2 separate regions of the Homo sapiens genome follow, and region 1 is linked to region 2. Evidence: chromatin loops called from intact Hi-C (ENCODE). Cell type or tissue: Calu3. All regions are shown on one strand. Links, peaks and the distances in the headings refer to the core of each region. The heading gives the core; the rest is flanking DNA.

Region 1 (11,272 bases), core at 1,520-9,519, 58 kb before region 2:
TTAAAAGAAAAAACAAGAGTTAAATGGAGAATTTGTTTATTCATACAGCAAGTTGCTACTGAGTTCTTTTCACATGTCAGACTCTGGAACAGAGGCCAGCAAGGCAGACCCAACCAGACTCCTGGGCAATCTCTTTGTGCCCTTTGTGGCTTTCTAGCCCAACACATCCCTTTGCTCACTGGGCACTTCTCTTCCTAAAATTGCCAGCAGTCCTCAACAGGGGGAGATTTTGTCCCCAAGGAGACATTTGGAAATTTCTAGAGACATTTTTAGTTGTCACAACTTGGAGGGGATGACAACTAGTGGGTAGAGGCCAGGGATGCAGCTAAACATCCTACTGTGCATAGGACAGCATCCAGACAAAGAATTATCCAGCCCAAAATGTCAGTACCACCAAGGCTGAGAAACTCTGACCTAACCTAACCCTGACCTGAGCTGTTCTGCTTAGGGAGAAGGTCAAACATTTGACTCACTTTTCAGGGCAGTGCTCCAAGATTATTGAGGACATTTTTGTCTTGTTGACCACCCCTTAATACTCTTGAGGAATGACAATGCCTTTGAGAAATGTTAACTCCTATGAATAACCGTTCCCTGCTCCTGGCTGCATTGCCAATCTAGAGCCCAGAGAGGATGGAAGACTTTCAGCTCAGAGACTCCCAGCAGGCACTGCCAGGGGAGCCTGTTTCTCACCGGAAAGTGTCCCGGGGAACCTCTGCATTTTATCCCACAATTCCCCATCCTTCATTTCTATCAGCAGGTCTCAATCCTGGCTACACAGTAGAGTCCTCTGGGATACTAGGACCCACCCAGACCAGTTACTTCTGAATCTGGGGTAGGGCCTAGCCATTAGTATTTTTTAAAGGTTTCTCAGGTTCTGATGGCTCTGATGTGCAACGAGGGTTGAGACCCATGGATTTACACTGAAAAAGATTTCAACATTTTCCCTCCCTCCCTCCCTCCCTCCCTTCCTTCCTTTCTTCCCTCCCTCCCTCTCTCTCTTTTTCCGTCCTTCCTTCCTTCCCTTTCCCTTCCCCTTCCTTCCTTCCTTCTTTCCTTCCTTCCCTTCCCAATCCCCTTCCTTCCTTCTTTCCTTCCTTCCCTTCCCCTTCCCCTTCCTTCCTTCCTTCTTTCCTTCCTTCCCTTCCCCTTCCTTCCTTCCTTCTTTCCTTCCTTTCTTCTCTCTCTCTTTCTCTCTCTCTCTCCTTCCTTCCTTCCCTCTCTCTCTTTTTCCTTCCTTGCTTCCTTTTCTCCCTTTTTTTCTCTCTTTCTTTCTTTCTTTCTCTCTTTCTTTCTTTCTTCTTCTCTCTTTCTTTCTTCTTTCGAGTCTCACTCTGTCACCCAGGCTGGAGTGCAGTGGTGCAATCTCGGCTCACTGCAACCTCCACCTCCCAGGTTCAAGCAATTCTCCTGCCTCATCCTCTCTGATTCTCCTGCCTCATCCTCCCGAGTAACTGGGATTACAGGCGCCCACCACCATGTCTGGCTAATTTTTGTATTTTTAGTAGAGATGGGATTTCACCATGTTGGCCAGGCTGGTCTCAAGCTCCTGATCTCAGGGGATCCTCCTGCCTTGGCCTCCCAAAGTGCTGGGATTATAGGAGTGAGCCGCCACGACCAGCCTAGCTAGATTTTTTTCCATGCATCTTATGGAATACTCACAATTATATAAAGCAAGTCATTCCATCATCCCCATTTTATTTATTTATTTATTTTTAATTTTTTTTTTTTTGAGATAGAGTTTCTCTCTGTCGCCCAGGCTGGAGTGCAGTGGCGTTATCTCAGCTCACTGCAACCTCCGCCTCTTGGGTTCAAGTGATTCTTCTGCCTCAGCCTCCCAAGTAGTTAGGATTACAGGTGTGCGCCACTGCGCCCAGCTAATTTTTGTATTTTTAGTAGAGACGGGGTTTCGTCATGTTGGCCAGCCTGGTCTCAAGCTCCTGATCTCAGGGGATCCTCCTGCCTTGGCCTCCCGAAGTGCTGGGATTACAGATGTGGGCCACTGCGCCTGGCCTCAACATTTTCTAAATGAGCTCCTACCAGACGCTCACCTCTTAAACGTGCTATGCCTTTTCCCTTCATGCCAAATAAAATATTTCTATGACCATCATATCAAATCCAGTGAATGTAGTGGATTTGCTGATGATAATGGGATGCCGGCTTTCACACATTGTTCTTTCTACTTAGCTTTTCACCATTAAAGACAGATACTATGCAAGGAGCATTGTATAATTCCAAGTTTTTGTCATCTTTTCTACTGGAAAATATATTTTTAACTATTAAAGTGTGATGCCAGATAAAATATGATTTTGCTGGAGGCTGGGAAGAAAATCTACAGCTGGGTCCTACTTTATGAAATTCCCACCTTGAAACAGATAAATAAAATTATTCAAAGAAACAAAATTTTCTTTCTTACATAAGAAAATTCCAATGTTATGAAGTTTTTCACTTTTGGATTCCCTTTAAAAAACTCCCTGGATACGTACCTTTGCTAAAAGGTCGGAGTCTCAACATTCTACCTATAAGAAGCCATTGTCTTGAACTTTGAGATCACACAATTCATTATATTCATTGTTCATTATATTCATTATATCACACAATTCATTAATTCATTATATTGGTTCCCTCCCTTCTCATCTCTCTCTGTCTCTCCCCATTCTCTTCCAAAAAAGTACTGGAGAAAGGTAGCTTGAATTGGGCTGAATCAGTATTGCTTCTGAAATTAACCTTTTAAGATCTTATTTGAGCTTTATTTAGTTTTTGATTATTCACTTATTTTTCCCTGGCCTCTTTAATATGTAGATATTTCGACTATTAAAATAATGGATCTTCCTTTGACTATACATGCTACTCTTAAGCTTTACTAGTGCAGAAGCAGAAGTTGAAAATCATAACTCCAGCTTATTAGAGAAACAAACGTAATAGTATATTGTACAGTTGATGTATATTTCACAAAATGGAGATTAAATGTTTTACTGTATTTTTCTTGAAGGTAAGGACATGGAAGCCAACTTGGAGAAAAATAAAAATCTCCATTGTTTTAAAGTACTCTTAATAAGAATCACATTGTTTATATAAAGCAGTGTTATTTATTTATTTAGTTTTTGAGACAGAGTCTTGCCGTCATGCCTAGGCTGGAGTGCAGTGGCACAACTGTGACTCACTGCAGCCTCAACATCCTAGACTCAAGCGATCCTTCTGCCTCAGCCACCTGAGTAGCTGGGACCATAGGGGCACACCATCATGCCCAGCTATTCTAATTTTTTATTTTTCTGTAGAGATGGGTTTCTCTGTGTTTTCCAGGCAAGTCGCAAATCCTGGGCTCAAGTGATCCTCCCGCCTCGACCTGCCAAAGTGCTGAGATTACAGGTGTGAGCCACTGGCCCTGGCCTAAAATACTGTTTTAAATATTGCTACTGTCATTTTAAAGTACTCTTAATAAAATCACATTATTTAAAAAAGGATTTGCTGGAATGTTTTCGTAAATTATTAAACCCAATGTACCTATTTAATAATTACAAGTATTGTATAATGACTTTGAAACATAGATCTGATTTAAAGGCTGACACCAAGAGCAGCCTCTTAAAAATACTAGTGCATGTGGATGGAGGTGGGAAGGCAATCTGCAAAAGATCAAAGCGCTCCTGGGTGAAAGTAAAAGGATTATGGATTTTTTTTCCCCAAATTTTTTCATTTATTACATCATCTTTTCAAAGAAAAAAGTCGCCAGGCACAGTGGCTCATGCCTATAATCCCAGCACTTTGGGAGGCTGAGGCAGGCGGATCACCTGAGGTCAGGGGTTTGAGACCAGCCTGGCCAACATGGCGAAAACCTTGTCTCTACTAAAAATATAAAAACTAGCCATGCCTGGTGGTGCTCATCTGTCATCCCAGCCACTTGGGAGGCTGAGGCATGAGAATTGCTTGAACCCGGGAGGCGGAGGTTGCAGTGAGCTGAGATTGCGCCACTGCACTCCCGCCTAGGCGACAGAGCAAGACTCTGTCTCAAAACAAACAAACAAAAACAAAAATCAAAGAAAAAAGTCTTATTCCAAGAAATATTAGCTATTTGACAAGGTGTTTTGACCCTAGATCGGGTGGCCCATTGTTACGAACACATCTTGGAATTTACAGTGGAAATCACTGGTTAATGTGGATGAATTCAATTTACAAAGTTTTAGTATACCTGTGACAAATAGGGGCAACTAAAATGAGAGTCACCTGTGTTTACTGACGCAGAAAAAAAATCCAACAGGACCTGGTGGGTGGTGCAGCCCTGAATACCACAGCCAGATTGATGTGTGACAGTGCCGTGCTAGAGCCAGCTTGTACTAGCTTTTGAGAACCAATTGTTAAATTTCCACAAATTTCTGAGCTGGGTGCTAAGCCCAGACATTGTTACAAATTAGACATATAAACTTACAATTAAATAAATTATATTAAAACAAATTTAATAAAAATTTAAAACGCATTGCTTCCTAATTAGTTTGCTGTATTTTACTACTATCTATTACTCCTGAGATCATGTTTATGTATCTGTTTAGTGGAAATATACAATCGTGTGCTATTGTATATCTTTTCCCAACTCTGTTCAGTGACATCACACTGGTCGCCTAAAATTGGCCCTGAAGGGAGTATTTCCACCAGGGAAATCCGCAAAAGCTACAAATCAGGTTTGCCTCCCTTCAACAACCCCTCCAGAGACAATTGCTAAAAATTTATCAGCACGTCACTGTTCACGGGCTCCTGGCTGACTTTTAGCAGTCCCATGACCTTGCCTGTCTGCCTGGGTCAATGGCCCACCCCACTCCATGACTCTTTGCTATCCAGCCCCAGATAATTCTTTCAGCAAAACCCACCCAAGGAGACTCCAGTCACTTAGCACCAACTTGCAGTTCCACCCAAGCCCCACAGGGGGCGCAATGCCCACAGGCCAGAGAGGCCCTGATTCCACTCACCTGGTTTTTCACTAGATTGGGCAGGGATGGCACTAGGAGGTTCATGACCTGCTTAGCTAAGGCGTTCACCAGGAAGGAGAGCCTTTCAGGGAAGAGAGCACGAGAGACATTAGGAAGGGTCAGAGATGATCACCCCTTCCTCTATTTTACAGAGGGGGAGGCTGAGTCTAAGGGAGGAAGGAACCTGCCCAAGGTCACAGGACGTGTTAGAGACGGGGCTGGGAGTAGCCCCTGAGCCAGGTGTAGGCAGTGGCAAAGAGTTATCAGAAAGCAGCGGCTGGGTGTTGTCATTGGAACTTTATGCTGGGCATTGGGATGATGGGAGCTGGCATTTCTCCCTGTCCTCCTGCTAAGAAGGGAAGGGGGGGCGCCATGTTTTTTGGCACCACCATGCGCGTGCACTGTTCTGAGTGCTTGATGGCTGTTGTCTGATCAGTTTTCTCACCACTGCCTGGAAGGTGTCATTACCTGCACTTTACGGGTGAGGAAAGTGAGACACAGGGTGGCCACTTGGCCATCATCACCCGGAGAGCAAATGAAGAGAATGTGTTGGCCTGACCCAAAGCCTATGTTTTTGCCCCTGGCTCCACCTACACCTGCCCTGGTGTTTGGAGGAGTTTCTAGGCCTCCCCCTTCAAAGATTTGCCCCACCTCCCGGTGTCATGCCTGAAACCCACCATGGTTGCTTCTGACCTTGATGTCCTGAACTTCCCTTGGCATCACAGATTCCCTGGAAGGAGCCCCAGATCAGGAATCAGGAGGGGATAAGTCCCTTTCTTTCTCTAGGCCTCAGCGTTCTCCATTTGTAAAATGGGGGAAGTCCACTGCCTGGCGTTCCTTCCAGGCAGGATGGGAGCCCGGCTGGTGGCCAGCGACACTCACTTATGCAGCAGTTGGATGCGCAGGCTCCCATGGCTGGTGGCACAGTCACTGAGGACCAGGCGGGTGGGGCCACTTGCACTGGTGTCCATGCGGATGGTGGCTTGGGCCTCAGTCGTCATGTGGAACTCCACGATGGTCTTGACCAGGGGCCTAGCGGGTGGAGGCACCTGACCATGTGAGCACCAGGCAAGCTCGGGCTGGAGCAACCCTGCCGTCCGTCTCTGTCTTCCAGCCCTCACCTCCTTCCTCAGTCTCCTTTGCTGGTTTCTCCTCATCTTCACCCAACTTCACCCCAGCATGTCCCAGGCTCAGTTTTCAGACTCCTCTTTGGTTGAAACGTCTTTCGTCTGCTGACAGCTTCCAAACTTACCCCCAGCCCCCTACTCCGATGTCTCACGGGCTTCTCAAGTTTAGCGCATGCAACACTGGACTGGCTCTTCCCCAGACCTGCTCCTCTCATGGCCTTGCCTGTCTTGGTTACTGACCACTCCATCCTGCCAGTGGTGCAGGCAGAACTCTTGGAGTCATCGTTGACTTCTCTCTCTTTCCCCCTGAATACACATGCATATTCAGTTCCCCGGGATATCCTGGTGTCCCCACCTACCTCCAAAACATATCCAGAATCCAATCAACTTCTCAGCACCTCCCTGCCCCAAACCCTGGTCTAAGCCATCATTATCTCCTCCTGAATTGTTGCAGTAGCTTTGGGATAGCCTTCCTGTCTCCACTCTTACCCCCAGAAAGTCTTTTTTCCCCACAGCAGCCAGGAGTCTTTAAAAATGTGAAAGCACAGCATATCCCTCCTCTGCTCAGAATCCTCCCTGGCTCCCGTCCTACTCAGCAAAAGCCAAGTCCTTATCTTCTCCCAAGAGGCCTTGTATGATCTGGCCTCGGCTGCCTGCTGGCCTCATCTCCTACCATGCCCCCTCTCTCTTTCCCCTGTCTTTGCCATTCTTTGAGCAAGGCAAGTACACTGCTGCCACAGGGCCTCTGCACTTGCTCTTCTCTCTGCTCGGAACTCTCTTTTCCAGACACCTGCATGGTGGGGGCGGGGGAGGGGGAACGAGCAGATGAGCCTGTCAAGCCTACTGTACTTGATGGAGGGGTCACTCACGTGTTGAATCCAGCCACCATGTCCAGGGGGATCTTGACTAGCAGCTCCTGGTCATTGGCCGAGGGCTTCACCTGCAGCTGGAGGATGTTAGCTGTGATGACCTTCAGCCTGGATGGGGTTTAGGAGAGATCAGAATCATGCCTCCGGCTCATTATTCCCAAATCCACTCCCTCTCTATCTTTTCCATCTCCCTGGGGTGCCTAGGCAGCAGCGGGACCCTGGCCCTGCCCACCGACTCCTCTCCAGATGGTCTTGCCTCCATCCCTCCCCTCCACTCCTGCTCACAATGCTATTATGGTGCCTTCTCTTCTAGGTGGTGACTCCCAGCTCCTTGAGCTGACTCATAAGACCCTCTGTGACCTGACCCTGCTGATCCCTTACTCCTTGCCTTGAGGTTTGAGCTCTAGCCATTCTGACCGACTGTCACTTCTCCATGCCTTTGCCCAGCCTGATTCTTCTACCTGGATGCCATTTGCTTCTTGTCTCCTGGTGAGCATTGAGTCATCGGCTCCACTGTCACCTCCAGTGAGAAGCATCACCTCATCCCTTCCCTGTGCCACCCCAGACAACCTTGCTCTGGGTTGTTTTTTTTTTTTTGTTTTTTTTTTTTTGAGACAGAATCTCACTCTTGTCACCCAGGCTGGAGTGCAATGGCACCATCTCAGCTCACTGCAACTTCCACTTCCCAGGTTCAAGCGATTCTCCTGCCTCAGCCTCCTGAGTAGCTGGGATTACAGGCTTCTGCCACCATGCCTGGCTAATTTTTATATTTTTAGTAGAGATGGGGTTTTGCCATGTTGGCCAGGCTGGTCTCGAACTCCTAACCTCAGGTGATCCACCCACCTTGGCCTCCCAAAGTGCTGGGATTACAGGCTTGAGCCACCGTCCCTGGCCTTGCTCTGGGGTTGTTGTATTAGGGTTCCTGTGTCACTGTCTTATGGTTCTTGTTAACTATTCTGGGAGCTTCTTGACGGAGGGGCTTTGTTTGATCCACTCTTTGTGATCTGACACAAGTCGATGCTTGCAGACTGGTTGACTGAGCATGCAGAGCGTGTCCCGGGCAAAGGTGTGGGAAGGGGCTAGCTCCTGGTGTGGTCCTGCTCCACTCACCAGATGATGTGCTTCAGGACGGTGTTCACCAGGCTGCCCAGCACAGGGATGCCTCCGGCTGGCTTTTCCCGCATGGCACTGAGCAGCGGCAGCTGCTGCAGGATGCTGGTGGCGTTGTGGTCCTTCAGCTCCTGTGTCAGCTCTGGAGGCAGACCCCAGGGATTAGGGCCCAGGAGGAGGGGCAAGAAGGAAGGCTTGGTGGGAGCTCCAGGCTGGGGAGGGGTATCACTCGAGGCTCCCTGAGGTAAGGCGAGGGTGTAGCCATCTCTACTGTGGTGGAGGTCAGGACCAGCCTGCCAGTCCCCACTGTGTAGATGTAGCCTTGAGGACAGTAGCCCAGATGGGTCGTTTTCACATCAGGAGCGAGGCTGGGACCATTCACACCCCTGAGCATTGCCAGCCTCTGTGGGGAGTGTCGGCCACTGCACTCAGCACCTGGACCTGCACTCATCCCCTGAGCCAGTTGCAAGCATTTCTAGGGCCAACAGGCAGGGAACCCTCAAAACTCTGTTTGGGGCTGTTTTGCTGCCAAAGCACACTTGTTAACAATTGTCTGGCATCCATATCCTATGGATGTGTTGTCCAAAAAGCCTCAAGTGCTGAGCAGAGGAAGAAGGAGCCAGGACAGAGGCATAAGTGTCAAGAGCCCTGGGTTCTTGTCCCAGCTGGCTTTTTGTGAGCAGCTAGAGCCCATCTGGCTCATGTGCAGAGCAGGTCAGAAGTGCTGGAGAGCTGATGCCCCAGGAGCAGACTTCAGCCAGTGATTGGTGAGAGTTGGTGTATCAATATCCCAGCTCCCTCACCCCTCAGGCAGGATGGCTCAGATGTGTGTCCCTCATTGTGTATCAGAGCTCCTGGGTTATAGCCTCTCAGCTGCAAATCCACCCACTTTGCCTGCTCTGTGGTAATGGAACTGGGCCCAGTGAATATTTCTTTTTTGCCATTTGGCACAGTGTTAAGCCCTTTCAGTGGAGACTCTGGAGGGGCATGGGGGGGATTCCCTTCATGGCTCTGGTGTGCTTCTCTTTCCAGGTTCCTATGGTGTCACTGCCCAGTGGCTTTTGCTGAGTGAGTTCTGCAGGCACCCTGGCTAGCTTCTAGGCAGTTCCCCAGAGACAGCTTCCCCGTGAGTTAACAGCAGCCCCCTTCCTCCAGGGGCAGCTTCCCAGAGAATTTTATTGGCCCCCTGGCAGGTAGTTCTCCACCCACTAGCGTCAGATTGCCAACTGTGGACCAGCTCTGGCCTGGGACAAGCCAGCAAACTTCTCCACCACACAGTGGGCTTCAACCACACCCTCTACAAAGAGGGCTGGGGAGGATTCTCTACCTCTGAACTTGCTCTGTCCTTGGCTACCCCCTCCATCCCTAGGTTATCCTTTAGAGCTCTGTCTGTTTTCCCTCTTAGCCAATTCCTCATTCTTCCAATCCCCTGGTAATACTTCTTTACATTAAACTTACCTGTTGGCATTTACTGTGTGGTTTCTGTCTCCTGAATGGCCCTAATAGATGCAGTTGCTAGGCAGGACTGAGCTTCAGTCGCCACAGTGGTAACTGGCTTGGACATGCACCCCTCATGGGATGCCTTTCCTTCCCTGCCTTGCCTCCCCACACTCCTGTAGGTGTTTCTGGGGTCACCTTCAAAACCAACCACTTGTACACAACTCCTTATAGGAGAGCCTAAAGCATGGTTGTTCATCTCTAAGCTCCTTCTGGCTGAAATTCCACATGCTTGAGCTTCACAGTGTGGATCCAGGCCACCTCTGCCTCCCTCCAACCTCTCAGAGCCCTCTGCTTCCCGTCCTTACTTGGGAATCCATCCGCTGGCTACAGAGCCTGTTGGTCCCACAGGACCTGCCCCTGCCCCTCTGGCCATGACCCAGGCCCCTAGTCCCCCTGAATGCAGAGGTCTGGTCCTCTAAGTGCTCAAGTGGCCTCCAGAGCTGACAGGTGAGTCCCCTCTAAGGGGATGAGACTTTAGAGTAGTCGTTCTCCACTGAGATGATTTTGTCCCCTAAGAGATATTTGTCAATGTCTGGAGACCTTTTTGGTTGTCACAGTTGGGTTAGGGATGCTGTTAAACATCCTAAAGTGCCCAGGACACCCCCCATAATAAATAGTTGTTTGGTCCACAACATCAGAAGTGCTGAGGTTGAAACCATGGTCATAGCATTCATAAAGCTCTAGTCAATTCCAACCACCCAGTGAGGAAGGCCCTCTTATTTGTGTCCCAAGGTGGAAGCTGAGGCTCAGGGACTGGCCCAGTGCCCCAGAGCTGGAAAGTGATACACTGTGCCTGGGACCCAGGCTGCCACACTTGCAGTCAAGGGTCTCTGCTCTGGGGAGGAGGAGCACACTGGGTCTAACTAAGACGGGGTGCTCTGACGATGGGATTTCAGGTGAAGGCAGTGGGAGAGGCAGCTGCATCACTGCATGCAGTGGCTGCATGCCCCTTCTGCAGGCTGTGGAAACTCAGGGTCTTTGGAACTGTGGAATTTAAGAAGGGGTTCTTGGAATCGTGGACTCTTGAGATCACAGACTCTCCAGACCTTTACAACCTCCCACTCATGTTCACCCACGTTCTGGGATCTCAGCCATGCACATCCCCCGTGATGAGGAACTCTCTCCCTCCTTTGGGAAGCTGCTCCACCTACCCCCTTGTCTTATGGCAGCCAGCTCCGGAGGGACAAAACTTACTTTCTTTGATGACTTTTGGGCCGAGGATGAGAACTGCAGTGGGACTGAGGGTGGCTTGGATCAAGGTGGCTGCCAGCAAACCACAGAGAAGGGTGAAGGTCCACGGGCCGGCCATCTTCCCAGGTGTCAGAGGGCAGCAAGTGCAGGATGCCAGACCTGGGGTGAGCACAGAGGGACCTGAGGCAGAGGGGCCAAGGGCAGGCCCATGATGCCCGGTGACCTGGGGCACGGTGTCCAGGAGAGGCTGTTGAGTGCAGTGTTTAACTGCCTGGGCTAGCTGTGTAGCCTTAGGCAATCAACGTAACCTCTTTGTGCCTCAGTTTTCTTATCAGACAAATGGGGATAATGACCCCAGCTTCCCAGAGTTGAGGGATTAAGTGAGTTAATATCTGGAAAGCATTTAGCACGGTGTCTTTCACATGGTAAGCACTTGGAATGTATTAGCTATTTTCTTTCTTTTTTTTTTTTTTTGAGACAGAGTCTCGCTCTGTCACCCAGGCTGGAGTGCAGTGGTGCC
Region 2 (11,272 bases), core at 1,809-9,808:
GAGAAACCAAGCACAGAGAGACAGGGTGTCCTGTCCCAGGTCATCCAACAAGTACATTTGAAAATCAAAGTCAAGAAGTCTGTCTGTCTCCAAGTCAGGGAGTGAGACCCTGGGTGGGTAGGATTTTGGAAATGGCTTTGATCCAGTCCTATCCAGGAACCAGGCTCTGCCGGCTCACTGGCATCAAGCTTCCATTCTTGCTTTTTGCTTTGCGAGCTCTTGGGTGTCTCATGGGAAACTCCACGTTAGACCTTTCCATGGACATCACACTGTTTTTCATCACATTGATATCATCAAGGTGGGCAGGTTATACTCTCGCTAACATCAAAGGCCGTCTGTGTTCTAAGGGATTTCACAGGTGCAGAGAACAAAATGACCACAGTGTAGTGGGAAGAGCCTTGGCTTTGGAGTTAGGATAGTAGAGTGAGAGCCTTACTCACTTGGCATCACTCTAGCAGCGTGAACACAGGCACCTCTGTGCTTTGGTTTTCCCATTTGCAAACTGGAGATTATTAAATCGACCTCAAAGGGTTGTGGTGAGGATTATAGATGATGCTGGGGCCTCAGGACATGCCTAGAACTGAGGGCATTGCTGGTTTGGGGAGGACGGGTGTCCCTGCCAAACTGGAGATGGGTCTCAGAACTGAGTCCTGGCTCCATCTTCAGGCCGCTCCCTCGCTGCTTCAGGGTCGCTGCTTCAGGGTCACTGCCTGGGGCTGGCAGATCTTCACCTGGGGTTCCCTGGTGGAGATCAAAGCTCTATTTTAGGACAACTCACTCAATGATGTTGTTCAGGCCAGGAATCACTGACGTCACTTTTCCAAGCAGTCCCCCAAGGAGGCCACCAGAAGTACCTCCTCCAGGCTTCAGGATGTCCAGGAGCGGAAGGTTTTCCAGAATGCCCAACAGGCCCCCAGACAGCAGGCCATTGCTGAGGGCTGGAAATGGGTGTAAGGGTCTCTGGGGGTCAGATCTGACAATTCCAGATCCTCAGGCCCCCTCCCCCATCCAGCCCTGTCCCTCCCCACTTTGCAGGGTTGGACACACACACACACACACACACACACACACACACACACACACACACACACACATGCACACATACACCCCTGAAAACTCACCATTTGTCAAGCTTCCTGCAAGACCTGTGGGACTCAAGGGCAGGGCTGGATTCACATTCAAGGGCAGGGTCTGGTCCAGGGGCACGGGCAGGCCTCCAAACTGGGCCATGGTCTGGGCTAACAGCCCGTAGAAGACAATGAGGCCCCCAGTTTGAAACATCTTTGCTCTTAGTATCTGTGGCCAGAATGACAAGTCCAACATGGCATGGGTATCAGAGAGGAATTTATCCACCACCTGCCCTGACACCTGGGGGGTGGGGTTGTTTGCTCCCCAGAACACCAGGGGGTCACTAGTAATAGCTAATACTGCTGAACAATTTCTCTTTGCCAGGCAACAGGCTGACCACTTTACACAATTTCATCTTCATCACAACCCTAAGACATGGGCACCTGTTACCTGCATTGCACAGGTGAGGACCACTGATCAGGGGCCTAAAAAGGAGACAGCCCCACTCCACCACATTCCAAAGAAGAGGGTTTTTTTCCTTCTTGCCAAGAATCCCAGCCTCACCTCACTCCATCTTGCCCACAGTTCACTTGTCTGATTTTCCAGTAGGAGAAACCAAGGCTCACAGAGGTCAAGTGAGTTTGCAGTTGGGAGTTTCAAATATACTCCCATCCCTTCTTGAAACCCACTTGTGTACTACCGAGTGTGGGTAACTTTCCCCAAGGTCACAAGTACACGGTGGACAGAGGATTAGAAGCTAGAGCCAGGTGAACCCTCGGTTAAATTAAGTAACCATCAGATTTATTCTCCAATCGGGCTTGCTTCAATGGTTTGAATCATTGCTGCTCTTCAGACAAAGCAAATGAGAAGGGTTAAACGTGCAAGTGCTGAAGAATTGAACTGTTTTAGATCATCCCTGTTCAGTCCTTTGGCCTGAGCTCAGGCCATGATGGTTGGTGGATGCCCTTGAAAGTCACACAATACAGGGGTCGCATGGCCACAGCCACCATCTCATGTAGACCTTTGTTGGGGAATTCCTGGGGCCATCAAAGTCTTCATTGCATGAGAAGAACCAGGAGACCAAAGAGGGGTAGTGACTTTCCCAAGGTCATACAATAAATTGATGGCAGAGCTGTGGTTGAAGGCAGGTCTCCCAACCCTCCCCTCACCCAACACACAAACATGCATTCTATCATTTTGACACCTTTCTCTTCTCCTTCAAGCTGCCCTGGATGGAATTCCGGTCAACCCCTGAGGTTTGGCTTGCAGACCTCTCACAGGTCTATTTGGCAGCCAGCAGAGTTGTCCAGAGCCAGCACTAGTACCTACAATTTGGAGACAACTGGTGACTTTGTGCAAAATTCCATCTATTGGCTGACTCAGCTAAAGCTCCATCCTTGTGGTGGAAGGCTGGAAATGAAAGGTCTTTGGTCCAAAGAGCCAGTTGTGCCCTTCTTAGGGAGGTAACTTTGACCACAGCCTCTGAATCTCTTTTGGGCAACAGACCCTTTATGAATCCAATGGAAGCTAAAGATCCTAGTCTCAGAAAAAATGCATCAAAATGTATAAAATTGGGTGAAGAATTTTAGGAGGTTTTTGGATCATCTGTATCCACATTGGTAACCTCAAGCTAAAACTTATGCCTTAGAGGCTTTCATTTACGGCATTAATAGTGCCCATTTCTATATCAATGTTACTGGTCTCTTAGGACAGCAGAGCAAATGGCCATCCCCACATCCCTGACATTGGCCAGGTCTGTTTCTCTTGCACAGCCCCCAGTGAGTGATCAAGATCACTCACTGCCCCACAGGGCAGGAGCCTGAGATCCCTGCCGTTAAGGGTAGCAGAGGGGCCACAGAATGGATGGCTCTTACCTGGACTTCTTAGAGGTCTCAGCAGCTGTCCTGGTCTCCTCTCTCTCCCCCACTCACTTCTGCCGAGGAGTCAGCCTCTTTTATAGTATGGGGACGAGGAAGCATGTGTTGGGTGATGGGTTTCTAGATAATTGAGAATTCTGCAATCTGACAGTGTCTTTCAGGGCTCTCCAAAGTAAATAATTGCCAATCACATTAGCAGGTGAGACAGTTAAGCTATTTGGTCAACAAGATAAACAGAGAAAAACCTGAGATGGGATGTTACTCAAGACTTTATGGTTTCCTGAGCGGAGCCAAGGTTGGGGACCCACGCTCCCAAGGTAGCTTGGAGCATTGAAAGGAGCAGCCAGACAGAGCCCAGGAAGGGACCTCAGTCTCATCTCTTGGCCCCTTTCCTCTCCTGCTCTAATTTTTTTGCTCCAGTTGGAGGATTCTTTCTCCTAAAATGTCAAAAGAGTCACACTGCATCCTACATCTGGGGTGCGTCTCCATTCCAGGGCAAGGGTCTCCTGTTTTCAGAGCCCCTATTGCACGTCAGGAGCTCTCTGTCCTCACAAGAACCCTGAGAGGGAGAGGTGACTCCTCCTCTTTTATAGAGGAGGAAACTGAGATCCAGTGGGGACAAGTGCTGAAAGACCCAGAGAGGATGCAGCAGAGTTAGAATGCAACTGACTGGAGAATGAAAACAACAAAAACAACGCCAACAGCAGACACTGGCCGAGCTCCTGCTGTATGCCTGGCCTGCCATGGTGTTCACAGGCAGCATCTCACAAAATCCTCACAACCCTGTACTCCTATTCTATAAGGGGGAAACTGAGGCTGAGTGTGAGGCAAGTTGTCCAGAGATGCAGTGCTTGCCTGGGGTGAGACATCCACATTCAGGTCCTTTCCCCGAATCACTGCACTGAGAGATGAAGGTGCCTCCCAACACTTGCTGGCCATTTTGATTTCCCCACCTGTGAACTTTACACTTTCATGCGTCCCTTTTTATTTTTTAAATTTTCACTTAATTTTTATTTTATTTTATTTTTTGAGACAGTCTTACTCTGTCGCCCAGGCTAGAGTGCAGTGGTGTGATCTCAGCTCATGACAACCTCCACCTCCCGGGTTCAAGTGATTCTCCTGCCTCAGCCTCCTGAGCAGCTGGGACTACAGGCGAGCGCCACCATGCCTGGCAAAGTTTTTGTATTTTTAGTAGAGATGGGGTTTCACCATGTTGGCCAGGCTGTCCTCGAACTCCTGACCTCAGGTGATCCACCTATCTCAGCCTCCCAAAGTGCTGGGATTACAGGCGTGAGCCACAGTGCCCCGCCGCTTCTCTTTTAGGTCCTGGAAAAGTCTTTCCAGGTTCCCAGGCCTGAGGGATCCTTTGGCATCCTGGTCTCTATCCTACCCTTTCTTCTACCTTTCCCTAAATGGAGTAATCAGGCATTTATTTATCCCCACCACTGGGGCCCTTGGAGTCTGTTCAGCAGATGAAAAAGTGAAGACACAGGAAGGCCAAGGTCCTGGACCAGTGAGCGCAGCTCTTACCCTGCAAAACCTAACACCTTATAAGCAAAAGTGGAGAGAGAAGGAATAAATGTGCTTTTATTAAGCACTGACTGCATGCCAGGTGCTCTCCATATTTGAACCTCATCTTCTTCAGGAGTGGTTGGTATTGTTGTCTCTCATACATTGGATGAGGAGGCTGAGGATCAGAAAGGGTGACTGCTTCCTGGGGACACACAGCGAGTGAGTGTTGGAGTCAATTGACCCTGCCACCCTCTGTGTCTGTCTGAGTCCCTGCTAATCAGTGGGCCACACTGCCTCCCTCACACTAGGCCTTCACTGGCCTGCTCCACTGCTCTCCAGAGTCTGGGTGGTGCCCCCAAGGGTTTGGGGCCATGGCTTTGAACTTAATTATCCATTCAAGGTACTTGCTGGACTCTGCCCACATCTTGTACATGGCAATCATCCTCACAGTGGTCCCATCGTATAACTCTTGTGGGTTGGGTCAGGTTGCTACTATCCTTGTGGGGAAACTGAGGCAGATAAGGCAAGGAATTAGTAGAGTTTGTGCAGCCAGTTAATGAAAGCTTACACCCTCTGGTTTGAGGCCGGGAGGCTGTGTCTGTATTGCAGCAGAAAGTGGGTGAATTTGGGCTCAAACAGCCCTGGTTCAAATCCTACGACCCTGGGCAAGTCAGTCCAGTTCCCTGAACTTCATTCAGTTTCCTCACCTGTAAAATGGGGAGCATAAAATCTGCCTCACAGGGCTATGGGGAGATGATGTCTGGGGAGCTGGTATGAATCACAGTTCATAAACTCAGGCGTCCACACATCTTTCTGATTTATCTATACTTTACCATTTCAAATGCCATTTTGCTCAGGAACAGAAATGTCCCAATTTCCCCCTGGGGTTTCATGTCTGTGCTAGGGGCTTTGTTTGTACCAAGGAGGCTGCCTGTCCCTATTTTTGGCTGGCAATATAGGAGACAGCCATGTGCCATCTGCCCCTAGATTGCAGAGACACTGTACTTCCCTCCTGGTGAAAGGTCCCTTTGGATTTAGCATTTACTTTCAACTCGTTTGTAAGACACAGAATTGTTCTGCTGTTCGCCAGTTCCTTGGGCCTGATACAGGACTGTGAGGGGCTGCCCAAGCCCTCCTGCCTGGATCCACCTAGACCCTCCCTTTACCCTTCTCTCCCTGGGGTCTCATGCCCTCTTCTGGCTCTGGGAGGGAGTGTGGACACAGACGCCCTCTGTCCCTGGATCCCATACATGTGCCTGGGATTCTGTTCCCTTCATCCCATGCTCAGGTCTGCCTGGGAGCAGCAAGGGACGGAGGCACCATCAGAACCCACCAGAACTATGCTCCTTCCAGTTCTCCTGGACCCTCACACTTCACCAACCCAACATAGGGCATTTTCTAGTTTTGTGGGCAGGAAGATTTGCTTCAACTTCATTGTGTGTATGCTGTTCTCAGACTCTCCTATGCCCTGAGTTTAACAAGTCAAAAGCCAAGACTATAAAAACAAAAAAACTTACAGTAAAATTGACTTCTTTTAGTGGTATGGTCCTTTGAGTCTTACCACATGTATAGTCAGCCACCATCATAATCAGGGTAAAGAACAGTTCCATCCCCCCAAAGGCACTCTCATGGGTCCCTTTACAGCCACACCCTGCCTTCATCTGCTGGCAACCACCTGTTTGTTCTCTGTCACTACCACTTTATCAAAAACCCAGGCTCTTGAAAGTCAAGAGCCTTGTTTCTGCTTCTGTTGAAACTGCCCTTCCTTGTGGCCACAGGGACTGCATGCTCCCTGCCCTGAACAGGGGAAAGGTCTCAGGGCACCAGGAAACAAGTGGAAGGACACACCACGAACATTTCAAGAGGTTTTCCCCACTCTGGTGATGTCAATACCCTCTCCATGTGTTTCTCAGAAACTGTAGGTGGTGCCTTTCCTTCCTGCTTCTCAGGTTGCAATTGTGTTTGGGAGCCTTTGCTCAGGTTGTTTTGTCAATCAAGAGATCCATTTCTGGCCGGGTGTGGTGGCTCACATCTGTAATCTCAGCACTTTGGGAGGCCCAGGCAGGTGGATCATTTGAGGTCGGGAGTTCAAGACCAGCCTGGCCAACATGGTGAAATCCCATCTCTACTAAAAATACAAAAATTAGCTGGGCATTAGTGGTGCGCACCTGTAAACCCAGCTACTTGGTAGGCTGAGGCAGGAGAACTGCTTGAGCCTGGGAGGCGGAGGTTGCAGTGAGCCAAGATCATGCCGCTGCATTCCAGTCTGGGTGACAGAGTGAGGCTCTGTCTCAAAAAAAAAAAAAAAAAAAAGATCCATTTCTAAAGGGCAGAATTGGTTTGATTTTTCAAAGGGCTCTGACCTATGCAAGGTCTGTTCTCCAGAATGTGAGAATGGGATGCAGGATCTCCTCCCCAGGAGAAAGGTCAGCGTGGGGACTGAGTTGCAGAGGGTCTTCAGATGGCCTTGGAAGCTCCAGAGCATTCCCAGAGAGCCAGAAACCCCAACTTAGATGAAAAAAATATATATTCTCAAGTAGGGTTTGCTTCAGGCAAGCTCCCCTTGCTTTTGAGATTAATCTTTGCACTTGCTTTTAAAGTGCAAAAAAAAAAATACTACTACTAATGATAACCTTTTGTGAGACACTAGAGCTTTATGCCACCTGTAACAAGCCTGTGGGGAAACTGAGGTTCAAGGAGGGCTGTGACCTGCACAGGGTCATCTCAGCTGGGAAGAGGTGAAGTCAGACTGTCATCTGGGGCTTCAGTGCTCTTACTTCAAGTGCAAGTTTGCATCACAGTTTTCAGTTCAGAAAGCACCTGCCCATCTTCCCTGGAGCCCTCCCGTTGGTGGAGCGCTTCCCCTGCCAACCCCCTTTCTTTTTTTTCTTTTGAGACAGTTTCGTTCTGTCGCCTAGGCTGAACTGTAGTGGCGCCATCACAGTTCACTGCAGCCTCGACCTCCCGAGCTCAGGTGATCCTCTCACTTCAGCCTTCTGGGTAGCTGGGACTACAGGTGTGCACCACTACACCGGGCTAATTTTCATGTTTTTTGTAGACACAGGGTTTTGCCATGTTGCCTAGGCTGGCCTGAACTCCTGGGCCCAATTGGTCTACCTGTCTTGGCTGCCCAAAGTGCTGGGATTACAGGTGTAAGCCACCGTGTATGGCCTTAAAAAAATTTTAATGTAGTAAGAACACTTAACATGAGATCCACAGAGTTTTTTGGTTTTTTTTTTTTTTTAACAGTTTCTTTCTTTCTTTCTTTTCTTTCTTTCTTTCTTTCTTTCTTTCTTTCTTTCTTTCTTTCTTTCTTTCTTTCTTTCTTTCCTTCCTTCCTTCCTTCCTTCCTTCCTTTCTTCCTTCCTTCCTTCCTTTCTTCCTTCCTTCCTTCTTTCTTAGTCTTGCTCTGTCTCCCAAGCAGGAGTGCAGTGGCATGATCTCGGCTCACTGTAACTTCTGCCTCTCAGGCTCAAGTGATTCCTCGTGCCTCAGCCTCCCGAGTAGCTGGGATTATGGGTGTGTGCCACCACACCCAGCTAATTTTTGTATTAATATTTTTGGTAGAGGTGGGGTTTCACCAGGTTGATCAGACTGGTCTCAAACTCCTGACCTCAGGTGATCTGCCCACCTCAGCCTCCCAAAGTGTTGGGATTACAGGCATGATCCACCACGCCTGGCCTTAACAGAGTTTTAAGTGTACAATACAGCATTGTTAACTGTAGGCACGATGTGGTATGACAGATCTCTAGAAATGCTTTGTTGCACCCCCTCTTTGAGCCTCAGTGTCCTTGCTTATGTCATGGAGCTAAGGACATCCACCTCCTAGGGCTGCAGGAGGGCTACAATTTGGGGAAACACATGTAGCTCCCAGCCCAATACCTGGCACAGAGTCAGTGCCCAGTAGTGGGAGGGCATGGAAGTTATAAAGCTCAGAGGGGCAGAGCCAGGACTGAGGTTCTGAACATTTGGGGCTGCATTTGGGCCTTAAACCATCCCCCAGTGTGAACCCCAGTATCCTAATAGAGGTCCATTGTCCAACAAGCCCTTCTGGGAGGAAATGTAATGAGTCCATGCTCCATGAACCTTAAAATGAAAACAGAATGTCAGAAACCCAAGGAGGTCCCTACAGGAAGCCCTGCGCCAGCCCAGGAAGAGTCAGGAGGAAGGCAGACAAAAGCTGCCTTCACCAGTGAACCAGGTAGCCTTGTTGGGGACCAGGCCTGGCCCTCCTGTGTTTGCTCTTTGAATCATGAGCAGGAAGAACCCCACAAGCTCACAGCTGGCAAGGAGAACACTAGCGTTTAGGGTTGCAAATCCCTGATGAAGCATTCCGGATTAGGGAGCTTGAATTGAAAGACAGAGAAGCGAGATTCTCCTGCCCTATTCTCATCTCTGAGCTGTTGACATTTCCTTATTTGAGCTTGTCAGTCCCACTGAACACATATTTCATCAGCCCCCGCTTGCGTGTGTGCATGTGTGTGTGTGTGGTGGGGTGAGGGGTGTTGGAAGGAAGGAAGGAGGATTCACAGTGGTTTAGAGTGTGGGCTCTAGAGCTGGCTGCCTGAGTGCAGTCATTGTGGCCATTTCCTTACTGTGTGACCTTAGACAAGTGACTTTATTTCTCCGAGCCTCAGGCTTCTCATGCATAAAGTGAGCTGAAATTTTGTATCTGGTGGGGTTGCTGGGAGGCATTGATAAGATGCTGGATGTAAGCTCTGAGCACCAAGAATCTCTTTATATAACAAGTGCTTAATGTGTGCTACTGTGATTAATATGTGTGTGTTATTTTCCCTTGATTTCTCAGGTTGCTTTTTCAACTCTTGGTTGGAGGAGAGTGGGAATCCATATTTAATAATTGAATAGTCAAGAGTCAAATCATTAACAATGGATTAATTGACTTTTTTTTTTTTTTTGAGACGGAGTCTCACTCTGTTGCCCAGACTGGAGTGCAGTGGAATGAACTTGGCTCACTGAACCTCTGCCTCCTGGGTTCAAGCAATTCTCCTGCCTCAGCTTCCTGAGTAGCTGGAATTACAGGCACCTGCCACCATGCCTAGCTGATTTTTGTATTTTTAGTAGAGATGGGGTTTCACTGTGTTGGCCAGGCCGGTCTCAAACTCCTGAGCTCAAATGATCCACCCACCTTGGCCTCCCAAAGTGCTGGGATTATAGGTATGAGCCACTGTGCCTGGCTGGATTAAGTGACATTTAATAAGCATTTCCCATGAACCCATCACATGTGAAATACACTGCAAATGGTTTTTCATGGCTTTACTCCTTACAAGCATCCTGCATTATAAATACATATATGGACTTTTTAGAGAGACAAGGTCTTGCTCTATCACCCAGGCTGAAGCACAGTGTTGCAATCATAGCTTATTGTAACCTTGAACTCCTAGGCTCAAGCAATCCTCCTGCCTCAGCCTCCCAAGTAGCTGGGACTACAGGTGTGTGCCACTACCTCCAGCTAATTTTTCAAGCTTTTTGTAGACATAGGGTCTTGCTGTGTTGCCTAGGCTGGTCTTGAACTCCTAGCCTCAAGCAATCCTCCAGCCTCAGCTTCCCAAAGTGTTGGCATTACAGGTGTGAGCCATCACAACCGGCCAATACTTTTATTGTCAAAATTGTTAAAGTACATTACACATAAGAAAAATGTGTATAGGTAAATAGCTCAATGAGTTTTCAGAAACCAAACATCCCTTCCCATACCCAGCACCTAGATCAGGAAACAGAATGCTATCAGCTCTCCAGAAGCCCCCTTCAATGCCCTCCTAGCATCTAACCCTTGCTCCAAGGTAACCACTATCTTATCTCTGGCGGCACGGATTAGTTTTGCTGTTTTTGGACTCACATAAATGGGAGATGCAACACATGCCCTTTTGTGTATGGCTTCTTTCATGTAACATTCTGTTTATGAGATTCATCCACGTGCTGTGTGCAATTGTAGGTCATTTCCATCACTATAGAGATTCCAGTGGGTGCCCATCCCACAAGATATCTGCCCATTCTATTTATTCATTCTTTTGATGGGCATGGGAGGATGTTGAGTTTGGGGTTATGACGAACATTGCTGCTATGAGCTTCCTTGCCTTTTGCTCCACACGTGCATGTATTTTTGTTGAGAATACACTAGGTAGTGGAATTGCTGAGTTGTAAAGTAAGCCCATGTTTAACTCTAGGAGATGCTTTATAAAGTGGTGGTAGAATTTATCTCCCACCAGCAGCATGGGATGGCTTCTGTTGCTCCACATCTTGCAAGATTTCTATTCCATTTTGCAAATGATGAAGACCGAAAGATAACAAGCTTTGTCTCAAATGCAGCTAGTGGATCCTAAGACTAGAATCCATCCACTCATTGAGCCACAGATATTTACTGAGCACTCACTCTGTGCCAGCTGTATGCTGGGGCTGGGATTCATGCGTCACCATGCTGCATGGCACCTACACCCTCATGGAACTGCCAGTTGAGCTGAATTGAAGGTGAGCTCAGATGTGTTTGTGCCCATGGTTTCACTTTTCCACTCTCTCACCCTTTCTCTACACCCTCTTGGAGCCCAGGAGTATTCTTGACACATATTAGGTGCCCAATAAATATGGAATGAAAGAATGAAAGAATGAGAAATCTCAACAGGCCCCTCCCTGCATTTTTTTTTTTTTTTGTCCTGGTATTTCTGGGCTGATGAGCAACCATAGGGATATTTGTTCTCAGGAGGATACTTCATCAGGTCTGACTTCTAGACCTAAACCCCAGGGCCCAGGTGGGAGGGACCTGTGCACCCTTCAGAGCTAGAGTTTATTGTAGGAGAGGATGG

The links. Peaks named below come from ENCODE experiments on the same cell type or tissue, not always from the same donor. Only the 100,000 strongest peaks of a DNase experiment are listed, where the experiment ranks them.
Region 1: a loop joins it to region 2, with 7 times the contacts of the local background. A loop is called at or near these places in 7 of 110 quality-filtered maps.

Annotation. Positions count from the first base shown.
Region 1 is chr20:33,285,672-33,296,943 of GRCh38, reverse strand. BPIFB1 (BPI fold containing family B member 1) reads right to left here. Exons shown (of 16, transcript NM_033197.3): 2 at 10,756-10,911; 3 at 8,062-8,203; 4 at 6,952-7,059; 5 at 5,838-5,987; 6 at 4,956-5,037. The coding sequence starts at 10,870. Among named protein-coding and RNA genes, the nearest start is that of BPIFB1, 8.1 kb to the right of the region's middle. RefSeq lists enhancers at 4,887-4,936, 5,403-6,363, 6,364-7,324. In Calu3, for the core only: a CTCF peak has its summit at 4,937; a DNase peak (open chromatin) is centred at 4,913.
Region 2 is chr20:33,227,721-33,238,992 of GRCh38, reverse strand. It overlaps BPIFA1 (BPI fold containing family A member 1), which reads right to left and starts at 2,997. Exons shown (of 9, transcript NM_130852.3): 1 at 2,943-2,997; 2 at 1,122-1,296; 3 at 779-938. The coding sequence starts at 1,281. It overlaps BPIFA3 (BPI fold containing family A member 3), which reads right to left. Exons shown (of 7, transcript NM_178466.5): 7 at 11,187-11,272. In Calu3, for the core only: no CTCF peak of the experiment used is centred there; a DNase peak (open chromatin) is centred at 5,662.